Linked DNA regions of Homo sapiens: region 1 is linked to region 2. A link is a contact called in ENCODE Hi-C or POLR2A ChIA-PET data. All regions are on one chromosome and are shown on one strand. The core of a region is the stretch at or near the end of the contact, and the rest is flanking DNA. Distances in the headings are between cores, read along the strand shown.

What was found. A loop is a pair of places that touch in the nucleus more often than their neighbours do. ChIA-PET counts read pairs that join two places held with the same protein, here RNA polymerase II (POLR2A). Pooled maps may share reads with other maps.
Region 1: a pooled map shows a loop between it and region 2 (1.9-fold over the local background). The contact joins the promoter of MFAP2 here to the enhancer-like site in region 2. A Hi-C loop is called at or near these places in 1 of 50 pooled maps. POLR2A ChIA-PET finds 5 or more read pairs at or near these places in 7 of 52 experiments (AG04449, H1, K562 and 4 more).

The regions. Positions count from the first base shown.
Region 1 is chr1:16,975,678-16,982,301 of GRCh38, reverse strand. MFAP2 (microfibril associated protein 2) reads left to right here and starts at 1,682. Exons shown (of 9, transcript NM_002403.4): 1 at 1,682-1,715; 2 at 3,988-4,065; 3 at 5,104-5,193; 4 at 5,379-5,405; 5 at 5,508-5,594; 6 at 5,757-5,801; 7 at 6,572-6,624. The coding sequence starts at 4,029. LOC105376806 (a long non-coding RNA gene) reads right to left here and starts at 6,441. Exons shown (of 2, transcript XR_947003.3): 1 at 5,740-6,441; 2 at 4,507-4,633. RefSeq lists enhancers at 2,401-2,906, 2,907-3,414, 3,415-3,920.
Region 2 is chr1:16,899,705-16,906,003 of GRCh38, reverse strand. No RefSeq gene overlaps it. Among named protein-coding and RNA genes, the nearest start is that of RNU1-2, 6.9 kb to the right of the region's middle. RefSeq lists a silencer at 396-690 and enhancers at 431-1,070, 1,227-1,276, 1,377-1,426, 1,071-1,710, 1,897-2,176. Within about 2 kb of position 1,754, at least 41 of the 41 ENCODE cell types and tissues checked have a DNase peak (open chromatin) inside an H3K27ac peak, as active enhancers do; they include Panc1, where a contact is called at or near this core.

The sequences.
Region 1 (6,624 bases), core at 433-2,932, 76 kb before region 2:
TTTCTGTTAGACTGCGCCAAAGCAGCATTTCAGCCCACAGTTTAGATACAGAGGCAGGCGGTTCTGTGTGTGCTCAGAAGCTATGGTCAGGCACGGTGGCTCACGTCCGTAATCCCAGCACTTTTGGAGGCTGAGGCGGGTGGATTGCTTGAGCTCAGGAGTTTGAGACCAGACTGGGCAAACACGGCAAAACCCCTTCTCTACAAAAAATACAAAAAAAAAAAAAAAAAAAAAAAATTAGCCAGGCATGGCGGCTCTTGCCTGTAGTCCCAGCTACTTGGGAGGCTGAGGTGGAAGGATCACTTGAGCCCAAGAGGTGAGCTGTGATGGTGCCACTGCACTCCAGCCTGGATGACAGAGCGAGACCCGGTCTCATTAAAAAAAGAAGAAGAAAAATTTACATCAAATGTCTTCAGAAGCTACACTAGTGCAAATCTCGCCAAGGTTTGGGTTCGAGGATGCACCTAGTTATATAGATTATAGAGGCATAATCGTCAATCCTGTCAGGTGCTATCTTATGTACAGGAAAAGGCACAGCCAGGATCATTTAACTTATATTTTCTAACAATGCAGTGATTCAGGCAAGAGGCGTGGGAGCCTGTGTTCTGCCCTGCCTGCCATCTTCAAGGCATCCTTCCGTTGGGCTGCCCCCAGTCACTGAGTCAGGGCTTTGTCAGCTTCTGACAAGCAGAAAGAGCAAATGCGGTTTCTTGGGATTGCAACTTGGTCTCACAGTGGCTTAGGCCAGGGTGGGAGCAGTGAACGGAGTCACAAAAGAAATTTTTCAGGTAGCATTCACGGGTGGGTGCTGGATTAGATGCAGGGCTAAGGGCAGGGGAGGAAGCCTGGGTAATGGAAGGCTGCGGGGCCAAGGGGGGACTGGGAATCCTGGAGGGCCAGGTCTGGGGGAGAGTTAGGAGGTCGTGAATTTGGACTTGGATGCTTGTTGAAGCTGATGCATCTTGAGGACATTTGTGGGACACATAGGCTGGGTCAGGGCTGAAAGAGGTGCTGGTTATGGCCGGGGGCAGGGACTCATGCCTGTAATCCCAACAGCCCAGGAGGATGAGACAGGAGGAATGCTTGAGGCCAAAATTTCGAGGCCGGAAGTTCCAGACGAGCCTGGGCAACACAGCAAGACCCTGTCTCTAGAAAAGGAAAGAAAGAACCGCTGGTTGTGGAAGCCAGCCATGGCCCAGAGCTCAGCAGTGTAGGAGAGGAGGGTGCGGGCCTGAGAGAGGCAGCAGGCTTGGCTGGAGAGGCAGAAGGAAAACCAAGGCAGGAGAGTGTCCTGGAAGCTGGGAGAAGGCAGAGGGAGATCGAGGCTTACTTTCTGGCTGAGGGGCCTAGGGTGAGTCACTTTGGGAGGCTTGATTTCCTCCTCTGTGAAATGGGCAACACACCTACCCTTGCCCACCTCACCCCCCTCACCCCGTCGACGTCGAGTGAGGAGCAGCTGTGAGGAGGAGGAAGCTTTGCACAGACGTGAGGACGGCCCCGGGCGCCTCTACCCCGGGGACACCCCCCCCCCCAGGAGATGGAACCCCGAGGGCACGGCGTGGCGGCCCATGCGGGCAGCTCGCGTTAGGACCCAGCGGCTCCGGGGCTGGAGGGCGGGCGCCAGCCCCGTCGGGGGCCCGGAGGGGGACTCGGAGCGGGCCAAGGGGCGGCTCCGGCGGGCGGACTCGGAGCGGGCGGCGGAGTGACCCGGACAGGTAGGCGCGGGCCTGGCGCTTGGGGGCCCCGGGGGGCGGTCAGGGGCGTCGGCGGGTCCCCCGGCGCGGGGGCGAGGGTGCCAGGCTCTCTGGGTCCTCGATCCTGGGGCAGCCGCGGAGGTTCCTGAACCCCGCGCCTTCAGAGCGGAGGCCAAGGGGGCACCTGGAAAGTTTGGGGTTGCTCTGCAGAGAGAACGCGAATTGGGAAGGGCGGGGAGCCCGAGTTTGGGGGGAGCCAGAGGTGAGGTCGTCGGGGGATGGGACATCTTTTGTTCTCCCGGGGAGGTTGGAATGTGGCGGGTGGGGTGGGGGGGGGGGGTCCGGTGGGAATGGCCGAGACAGAGACGCAGAGAGACAAAGAGAGATCAGAGACGGGAGCGCGAGGGCGCGCGGAGCAAGTTTCCGCGGCTGATTGTTCCCAGCTGTGCGGCGCTGCAACATCTGGGTTTCTCCCGCCGGGACCCCTCCCCCTGAGCCCGGCTCTGGAGCCGGCAGAGCCCTCCCTCCGTCTGATGTCTGAGCGAGCGTCGGGGCCCCCTGTCCCCCACCTCCCAGGACGCAGGGGAGTCGGGGGTGGGGGAGGCCGCAGCTGTGGAAGAGGCCAGAGGTGGGGGTGGGGCAGCCTCCCAGGCAGGTCCTGGCCTCCCGCACGCCCCAAAACCCCTTCGTCTAGAAGAGCTCGGAGATGTGGTCCCGTGGGAGGAGTTCATGAACTCCACACTGACTTCTCTCTTTCCTGCCTCCCCGCTAGCCCGTGGGCCTCCTTCCCCCAATAAGCCTGGGTTCGGGGGCCAGTCCTAGGGGAGGAAGACTCCCCGCAGGGTACCGACAGGCATCCCCCAACACCTTGCAACCCCTCTTGCCCCAATTCAGCGCCTTCTGCTGAGCAGCGGGGGCTCCGACCGACCTGACGGATGGGGAGAAGGGCAAGGAAGGCTCTCTGGGTCTTTTCATCCCCCTCCCATGAGGAGGTCAAGGGTTTTCAGAATGGGGTGTGGGGAGCCAGCTATCCCTCGCCTCTGGGGCAGCTTGGTCCTGAGCTTCGTCTCCCGGCTCCCACTCCACCTTAGTGAGGTGCCTAATGCATGAGAGGAGCCAGGGGGTCAGGAGGCCTCAGGATTGAGAGGAAGGAGGGAAAGACCTCCTGCTTTCTCCCCTTTCCCTCCCCTCTCCCTGGACTCCCAGTGGGGAAAATAGACCAAAGTTGGGGTTTCCAGCTAGCTCTCTGAAAGGACTTCCTGGGTTGCAGCCGGGAGGGGCCCTCCTGGATGGACCCCGCCCTCGCAGCCCTCCCTACAGAAGGCTGACGGACCTGAGGTGGCCCTCCACTGAGCTGGGGCTGGATGTGGGGAACCGGAGGCTCCCCCAAGTCCCACCGTGTAGCCAGGACTGGAGGCTGGGCTCTTGAATGTCAGGAGCCTGATGAAAGCCACGGACCCCATGCCCTCTCCCTCCAAATGACACACACACTTGCCTACAGTGTCAGGGGGTGCAGAACCCCCAGCCTGGGTGATGTCACGGCCCCTTCAGTGCTGCCTTTCTGGGATCCAGAGGAGCCCCCTCAGGCTTCACTCTCGTGCTTCCTGCTGCTGCAAATAGCCCGGGTCTCGTGAGCCTGTGATGCACACAGCCAGGTCTTGCGAGGCCTGGAGGCCTGGCAGGAGAGGAGTCTTCTGGGAGCTGGGAGCCCTGCCCGGCCTGGCCGCTCTGGGGGCCGGGCAGGCCCATGTGTATGTGGTTTCCTGCTGAGCAGGATGCTTAGGGCCCAGGGGCTAATTGGGAGCAGGTGGTGGCTTGGCAGAAGCTGCTGAGTCCAGGCGGTGATGCCGGCTGGCCAGGGCTGGGGTCCCAAGGATGGGCCTGGGTTCAGTGATTCACGCAGTCAGTGCCTTGGACACCCAGGGAGCCACTGGGCCAGAGGGCTGAGCACGGGTGTGGGTGAGGACAGAATGGCCTGGGCTGGGAGCACATTAGGAATGTCCCCTTAGTGAGCAGGGCAGGGTCCGCCCTTCCCTGACCACATCAAGTACACCCACTACACGGGGTTTGCTTGTCAGGATCAGCCCTGGAGCTGGGTTGGAGGCCTTGTCCCTTGTGACCTGAACACCTGGGTGGGCCAGCAGGGACTGGGATGTCCCTCCACTCCAGCCCTCCCATGCCTGGCTTCTATTCTGGGTGCCACCTTCTCCAGGGCGAAATCAGGGGATCAAAGGTGAGCTCTGCTGTCCTGGGTGTGGCCCTGGGTAGAGCTCTCCCACCGGTCTTTCCCCAGCTGTCCTCTCTGACACCACCCCGGCCTGCCTCTTTGTTGCCATGAGAGCTGCCTACCTCTTCCTGCTATTCCTGCCTGGTAAGTGGCTCCTGGGGCAGGGGGTAGCTCCTCTTATGTGGGGCTGAGGAGTAGGGTTAGTAGGGGGAATTCATAGTGAGCCTTTGTCACGACTTATGACCAGAACTCAGCTCCCCAGCTCCCAGGGCCTTCTGCCTGCTTGGACCACAGACTGGACCAGCCAACCCTGGCAGCATCTGGAGGCAGCTCCTGGCCCTTCCCCCAGCCTTCCACAGCAGCAGGCAGGCAGGGTTCTGGAGGGCACGTCCCAGGCACAAGGACTCCGTGGGCACAAGGCACAAGGCCTCTCTGGGAGCCGATGTGCAGGTGCAGGGGCACCCAAGGCAGGGAGTCCGGATGCTTGAGTTCTAGATCCATTCAGGGCCCTTCTGCTCTATACAGTCCTGACCTTGTGGGGGTCCCTACTGGCCAAATGAAGAGAATCAATGAGGACCACAAAAGTCCTAGCAGGGCCAACATTCATTCATTCAGCAGCGATGTGTTGAGTCCCTACCACGTGCCAAGTGCTGGGCTAGGCCCTGGGGATTCAGCGATGAACCAGGCAGACACATCGTTGCTCCTCATCATGCTGCCAGTCCAGGGAAGGGAGACAAATAGGAAACAAGCAGACATGAGAAACTCCAGCATGTGCTGAGTGCTGGACAGAAATCAGCAGGAGGGCTGGTGGGCTGGAGGTGGGGCGGCATCTTGGCACAGCTGAAATTCCAGGGAAGACCTGAAGGAGCTGAGCAGGCCTCACAGGCCCAGGGAGTGTCAGGTGCAAAGGCTCTGAGGGAGGCAGGAGCATGTGGAGTCCTAGGAGCAGCCAGGAGGCCAGCAACAGGAAGGGGCAGGGTAAGGTCAGGGAGGTGACCCATGACCAGGGTGGGGAAGGGTCTTTACCATCGAAGAAGAGTCTGGATCCTCTAGGAATCTGCTTGTGGGGTCCTAGGCTCTTATGGGCCTGACCTTGTGACCCCCGCCTCCACTCTCCAGAAGCGCCTCGGGCCCCCGTTGCCCCTCCCGATGGGGTACCCTACATGCTTTGCCTCCCCACAGCAGGCTTGCTGGCTCAGGGCCAGTATGACCTGGACCCGCTGCCGCCGTTCCCTGACCACGTCCAGTACACCCACTATAGCGACCAGATCGGTAAGGGCCTTGCCGGGTCACCGAGGCCTGGCTGCTCAGATGTGCCTGGCTCAGCCAGGGACCGCACTGGACACGCTGATGGGAACTCTGGGGGTTGGTCCCTGGCTCAGGAGGGAACTTGTTTGCCCCAGGGGCTGGGGGATTAGCCTTACTCCCACCAATTCCACTTTCATCTTTGTTTGCAGACAACCCAGACTACTATGATTATCAAGGTAACGGGCTAGGGGTAGGATAGGACGGGCCGGCAGCTGGGGTGGGGAGACCCCCTGGGAGGGGTAGAGGGAGCAGACCCCCTTATCCTCCCCTGGCTGCAGAGGTGACTCCTCGGCCCTCCGAGGAACAGTTCCAGTTCCAGTCCCAGCAGCAAGTCCAACAGGAAGTCATCCCAGCCCCAACCCCAGGTAGGCCCCAGACCCTGCTCCCACCCGTCTCAGCTCCTGCCTCACCCCTCCCCACCCTGTCAACCCTGGGAGTGGGGGTCTGCCAGGGCTGGGAGAGGTGACTCCCCTTGCCCTGAGGAGACCCCTCCCAGTGATGTCTGCCTACCTCTGTCTCCACACCAGAACCAGGAAATGCAGAGCTGGAGCCCACAGAGCCTGGGCCTCTTGGTAAGGGCTTTCTTGACAGCTGGAAAAATGGAGGCACGCCCTGAAGTTGGGGTGGAGTAGGGGGTGGTGCTGGTGGGCTGGAGGTCTTTGGCCCTTGCCCATGTGGGCTCTTGGCAGTGTGGGCAGTATGACTGCCGTAGGCTGGCATCACCAGGCCCCCCAGGCAGCTCCAGGAGGTCCCACCTGTCCCCAGTGTGCCTGGCTGGAGGCTAAATTGGCAGCCTAGGAAGGCCCCTGACCTCACAGATACTGGGAGGGGCAGGGAGTGTGCTGGGGGCTTCCTGCCAGCCAGAGAGACTGAGTGGTGCACATGTGGAGGCGAGGAAGGGCCAGGGAGTGCAGGCTGGCTGAGCGGTGCCCTCCGGCTGCCCTAGCTGAGAGCTTGAAAGAACAAGGTGTGTGTGTGCAGGAGAATCCGTGTGCTCACTCTCGTGTGGGTTGGTGTGAGCGCTCCTATGTGGGCTTCTGTGAGCGTGGGCACGTCTGCTCGGGAGTTGGTATGGGCTTTTGTGGCGATGCATGGGTGGGTGCAAATTTCTGTTTGAACTTAGGCTTCTATAGTAAGTGCGGTTGTGAATTGATACGTGAATATTACAGCCCTGGGAAGTCTGACAATGCTGCGTGGGTCTATGTGGGCATGTGTAGGTATGGGTGTCTGCACGGGGCCTGAAGGTACAGGGGGGACTAGGCCCTGTGAGCCAGCCTCAGGTGGGTGAGGCTGGGGGCCGCCCCCCACTCTGGGCTCCTAGTCTGACCCCACCTGTCACCAGACTGCCGTGAGGAACAGTACCCGTGCACCCGCCTCTACTCCATACACAGGCCT
Region 2 (6,299 bases), core at 505-3,004:
CAGTAAACAAGGTCTCACAAAAACAAAAACAGCTGACCACACCATAAAATCACTGAGACCGAGCCTGCGACTATAGGCGAAAAAAAAAAGGCTATTATTCATACCGTGAAAGACCAGGGGAAAGTGCAGACACAGTCCCCTACTACTGTTGTGGGAATCAGGAGAACAGAGAGACCAATGGGTGGAACAGGAGGATTTTATTGAGTGCCCTCAGGCCCAGAGGATTAAAATCCAAAGGCTGAGCCCCGAACAAAGACAGGGTTTGACTTTTATACACACTTCAAAAAGGGGGTTGGCTAGTTTGAATGGCATGGTGGGACTATGATGGCACCAAACTCGCGGGGCAGGCAAGAGGGCTTACAGAAGCAGAACAAAGGCAGCTAGTCAAACTGTGACAGGTCTCACGAGGCAAGAATAGCTGGTGACCTTGCAGCTGCACTGAAGGGAAATCAAGAACTTAACAAAACTTGAATAGTGAGAAATGGTAAAGGGAAAAGAGAAGGTAATAAAAGCATTTGCTGTTTCTTGCTCTTATCCTTCCTAGGGATAACAGACTGTTAAGAGAGTCTCCAGAACTCATTTCTCAGCGATGTGGTTTTTCAGAAACTATCTGTTCCTGACCTTGCAGCCAAGCAAGTACAGGAAAATACTTTTTCTTTTTAATTTCTACCTTATTACTACAAGTTACAAAACAGAGGTTTCCACGTTTGGAAAAATAAGAGACAACAACATAGCCATAGAATGCATAGCCCTCAGCCTTACAGTAAACCACTTTGATAACCATAACATGTGCTCTACATACCACACATGTGAACTTCCGCCCCGCCACAGCTCCATACGCCTCACCCTTTACACGCACGGTCACTTGCCCCGAGCACCACCCCAGCCAATCCCCAATCACCCTGAGCCCTCCTAGCCCTAACGCACAGCTAGGACGCTCACGTCCAGCCAGCGGTCCCGGACTTGCTCCTACAGCACGGGAAATCCTTCATGGCGAAGCAGCAGCCCCTGCGCTGCCTCATCTACATAGAAACGCCCTATCGGTGATGTCACCAACAGTGCCTTTCCCAGTCCCCTTCTGTTCTTCCGCCCCACCCTCCTCCACTCAGCCCACCAACCCGGTGCCGCAGCCGGCGGGGGAAGTGACGTCCGCCTGTCCCTCCTTTCTGTCTCGCCCTTGTCTTTTGGGGAGGTGCGCCGAGACCCTGCATCTAGTCTCCCCCGAAGAAGTGATTACTTAACCTGTGTCCTGCGGAGGACCCTTCTGGCGGGCAGCTGGAAGCCTGTGCACCCGTCTTCAAATAATGGCTTTTAATAGCAGACTGGAACGTTTCGGATTACAAAGCAAACCGGACCCTTTCAAACCTGGTTATCTTTGTGAAGTAGCATTCCACTTAAAATTGGGAGCCCTTTAATAACAGAGAGAAATCATGTCTATGAAACTAGAGAAGCTGCTCAGATAACTGCAAACCAGCCATCCTTACTGGTTTTACGAGTAGTAGTGTTATAAAGAAAGTTGTCCAGTTTTATGAGTCTTGTAGGTTTGTTTTTTTGTTTTTCAAATACAGTAGTGTACAAAAAGGAAGCAGAATGTGGTTGCTGTCTCAATGTAATGCCTCGCTGGGCCTGAGAATTTGAAAATAAAAAAGTTCTCTTCTTTCCCCATTCTCCCTTTAGATGAAAAGTCTTTCTTGGCCGGGCGCGGTGGCTGACGCTTGTAAGCCCAGCACTTTGGGAGGCTGAGGCGGGCCGATCACGAGGTCAGGAGATCGAGACCACGGTGAAACCCCGTCTCTACTAAAAATAAAAAAAAAAAATTAGCCTGGCGTGGTGGCGGGCGCCTGTAGTCTCAGCTACTCGCAGAGGCTGAGGCAGGAGAATGGCGTGAACCCGGGAGGCGGAGCTTGCAGTGAGCTGAGATCGCCCACTGCACTCCAGCCTGGGCGACAGAGCGAGACTCCGTTTAAAAAAAAAAAAAGTATTTCTTGAAAGCATTGTCGATCAAAAGCTGTGTCCCTCCTTGCCAGAATGGCTCATTCCCAGATAGTCCTGTCCCACACGGGGGTCAGGGGAGGGAAGGAGACCTCTCTTTTTAACAGCGTCCAAAAGCTGAACTGGTGTGGCATCACAACATGGAAAAAAAAAAAAAAAAAGAGAGAGAGAGAGAGAGAGAGATATCTCGGCCAATTCTATAGTTGCTGTCACTTGTTGAATCATCTCTAGTTTTCAGAGTACCATGAATTTAGTTTCTCAAAAGAAGTAAAACAATGAGAAATACATAACATTAATAATTTGAGTAGTAGAAATATAATGCATACAAGAATGATCATCACAAAGAGAATCTGTATCCTGGAACAGTAAGGGAACCAGGGAACTGGGATTTGATGTTTCAGCCAACTGAAAACATCAGGGAAAACATCAAACCCCATTTCTTCTTTAGTGATTTCTTGCAGCCAAGTGGCTTCTTTTCTGATTTTTTCTAGAGAAGGTTCTACTACATGGGAAATGTATATGTATATGCAACAAAAGGTATTTGCCACCACACATCTCCCTGCTCAGCTAAATGTATCACCTAAAGTGATGTGATTATCTAGTACAACCTTAGCCAGTGACTAAATACCTTTTTATAGAGCTGCAAAAGAGGCCGCAGTTTCATCAGCAATGTTTTTCTTTCTTTTTCTTTTTCTTTCAGAGACAGTGTCTGGCTCTGTGGCTCAGGCTGGAGTGCAGTGGCGCCATCATAGCTCACTGCAGCCTCAAACTCTTTGGCTTAAGTGATTCTCCTGTCTCAGCCCCTGAGTCACTGGGATTACAGGCCAGAGCCACCATGCCTGGTTTTCATCAGCAATGTTTCCTGAGGTTACAAAAAGATTTGTAATCCTGGGAGGAAACACTCCCTTGAAGCAAGTGTTCTCCCCAAAAAAATGCAAGGAGCTATCTTCTTGATAGCCAGGCAGATAATTCTCAGGTTTTGCCCCACAGAATCTCTATCTAAAATAGAGCAGTGGTCATGCCTAGTGAAAAGTTTGAGGGAACTCGCCCAATGTTGGGTTTCTTCAGAGCCATATATATAGATATAACCAAATATCCTAAAAGACACTGCCCTTCATCATTCCATGCCGTTAGACATTTACAGGACCATGGATGGTGATCTCCTCCAGACAAAAATAAATGCTGGTGCAGAACAGGTAAGTGTATTATAATTTGAGTACATCAGCTTTTGGGCATTTTAAACCATGGGTCAGACATGTTAGAGCAAGAGGGCAGGTTGATAGCAAGAGGGAGTGTTTTTCTTTTAATTTTCCAATAGCAAAGTGATGTTTGCCACTGTCATTTCAGAGTGAGGTGACAATTTGTTGTTGTTTGGTTTTGTGGGTTTTTTGTTTGTTTGTTTTTGAGACAAGGTCTCACTGTCACCCAGGCTGGAGTGCAGTGGCATGATCAGGGTTTACTTCTGCTTTGACCTCACATATTCAAGCAAACCTCCTTACTAATCCTCCCGAGTAGCTGGGACTACAGGCACGTGCCCCCACACCCTGGGGTGTGAACTGGGATTTGATGTTTTCAGTTGGCTCTCTAATGGAATAGGTTCCCTTACTCTTCTAGAATCAGATTGTCTTCATGATTATCATTCTTGTGTGCATTATACTTCTACTACGCTGCTGATTTTTTCTTTTTTTTTTTAATTTTTATTTTTGAGACAGTCTTTCTCTGTCACCCAGGCTGTATTGCACTGGCAGGATCTTAGCTCACTGCAACCTCTGCCTCCTGGGTTCAAGCGATTCTTTTCCTTCAGCCTCCTGAGTAGCCACCTGGCTGATTTTTGTATTTTTAGTAGAGACAGGGTTTCACCATGTTGGCAGGCTGGTCTCGAACTCCTGACCTCGAGTGATCCGCCCGCCTTGGCCTCCTATAGTGCTGGGATTAAAGACATGAGCTACCACACCTGGCTCTCAAACCATTTTAATTAAGCAAAGACAGATTTGTCTGGCTTTTTAGTACAATGCTGAATTATCCTCCAATCTATATTTTTAGGAAGGACCTGGGGAGTGGCAACATGGAGATATTTGGTGAAAATGTGAACCTTTCATGTTCTGCTTCAGTCCCTTTTTGAAAATCCTTCCAATTTGCCTTTGCAACCAGTTAGTGGCCTTGCCTTCTTCACCAGCATGTGAATTGATTGATAAAGGTCAGAATATTTGGGCTCAAAGGTTTCAACAGTTAAGTCAAATTTTCTGCCAGAGCCTATAGAATCTCGGAGCCTGCTTTAGAAACAGAAGAGTGAAATGTATTTAAGTTTAGATCAGGGAAGTCCTTTATAATATTCTTAATTCACGTTTTGGTGAAGTGGTATACACAATGGTAGGCTCCCCTCTTCCTGTGGGTTTGGGTTTTACCTTTAAAGGGGCTGTCAGAACAGAAGTTTTGGGGAAGTGGCCAGAGCCCTGGGGACTTTCCCCAGGTGGTGGTGATGGAAGAAGAAGCAAGGCAGGACAGGAAGGCTCAGGTAAGAAAGACTATGCAGGTGCAGGGGCAGGAGGAGAAGGAGCAGCTGGAGGTGAAAGAGACAAAGCCTCCTCAATATTTCTCAATTCAGAAAACATGACAGTTTACCTCCTTCAGCTTACTTCCTCAATGGAGGCAATTTTCTCAGTTTTTTTAGAAATTTTAGAAATTTAGAAATTTCTAGGTCTCACTGGAAGTAATCTCCCATTTAATTTGTCTGGTTCTAAAACCAAATTTCTCTGTTTTTATTTTTATTTTTTTGAGACAAGGTCTCACTATGTCACCCAGACTGGAGTGCAGTGGTGTGATCTCGGCTTACTGCACTCACCGCTTGCTGCATGACGGCCAATAAGTCCAGGGATAAGGTGTAGGGGCAGGGAAGGTGACTTTATTCCAGAGAGCCACCAAACTGAACAGATGGTGAACTAACATCCTAAAGAACCATCTTAAATTAATATGATTTTCAGGTTCCTTGTACGTTAGGGAAGGGAGGAAGAAGGAGGCGGTTGAGGTGAAGAGGTCTGACAATGACAGACATATGGGCTGCAGTGAGAGCCCAAGGGGATGGTGAAAATTCTTTGTCCTTTGTCAGGTCACACTGCTCTTATAAATCTTCAACAACCTGCCTATCTTCTCAGGAGTTAGTTTGGGGAAAGGATTATTATCATCTGTGCTTTAAAGTTAAACTGTAAGCTAAATCCCTCCCATAGATAGCTTGGCCTATGTGCAGAAAGAAGAAAAAGCAGTTAGCCTGAAAGACATCACCACAGGGTAGGAAGGGTTAGGAGCAAAATGCAGTCAGTCATGCTGGGCCTCCTTTTCATTGCCATATATTTAATTTACTTGAACACATAATTTTAATTTTTTATACTTTATTTTTATTTATTTATTTATTTTTTGAGACCGAATCTCACTTTGTTGCCCCCCCAGGCTGGAGTGCAATGTCGCGATCTTGGCTCAGTGAAACCTCTGCCTCCCGGGTTCAAGCAATTCTCCTGACTCAGCCTTCTGAGTAGCTGGGATTACAGGAGCCCCCCACCATACCCGGCTAATTTTTGTATTTTTAGTAGAGACAGGGTTTCACCTTGTTTGCCAGGCTGGTCTCGAACTCCTGACCTCAGGCTCCCAAAGTGCTGGGATTACAGGTGTGAGCCACCATGCCCAGCCTAACCAAGATTATTAAACCATTCTAATTTGTCAAAAGAGTCACACTGACTTTTAAAAAATAACATAATAGACCAGATGCAGCGGCTCACGCCTGTAACCCCAGCACTTTGGGAAGCCGTAGCAGGTGAATCATGAGGTCAGGAGTTCGAGACCAGCCTGACCAACATGGTGAAACCCTGTGTCTACTAAAAATACAAAAATTAGCTGGGTGGGGTGGCGCACGTCTGTAATTCCAGCTACTCACGAGGCTGAGGCAGGAGAATTGCTTGAACCCGGGAGGCAGAGGTTGCAGTGAGCCGAGATTGTACCACTGCACTCTAGCTTAGGCAACAGAGTGAGACTATGTCTCAAAATAAATAAATAAATAAATAAATAAATAAATATAATAATGTAATGAACTTTTTCATGTCTTTATATATTAAATATTACATTATTTAAATTGTCCAAAAGCATCAAAAATTCCTCTCTGCTATCAACTTCATTTCATTTATTTTATTGTACCAAACTATCAAGACCATTAATTTAATCTACAGCTAAATCTATTATTTTTTCATGTTAGAAATTCAACAAGAAAATTTTTCCCTAATGAAACCTCACATTTCAAGCATAAGGAGCCTGGGCGAGGT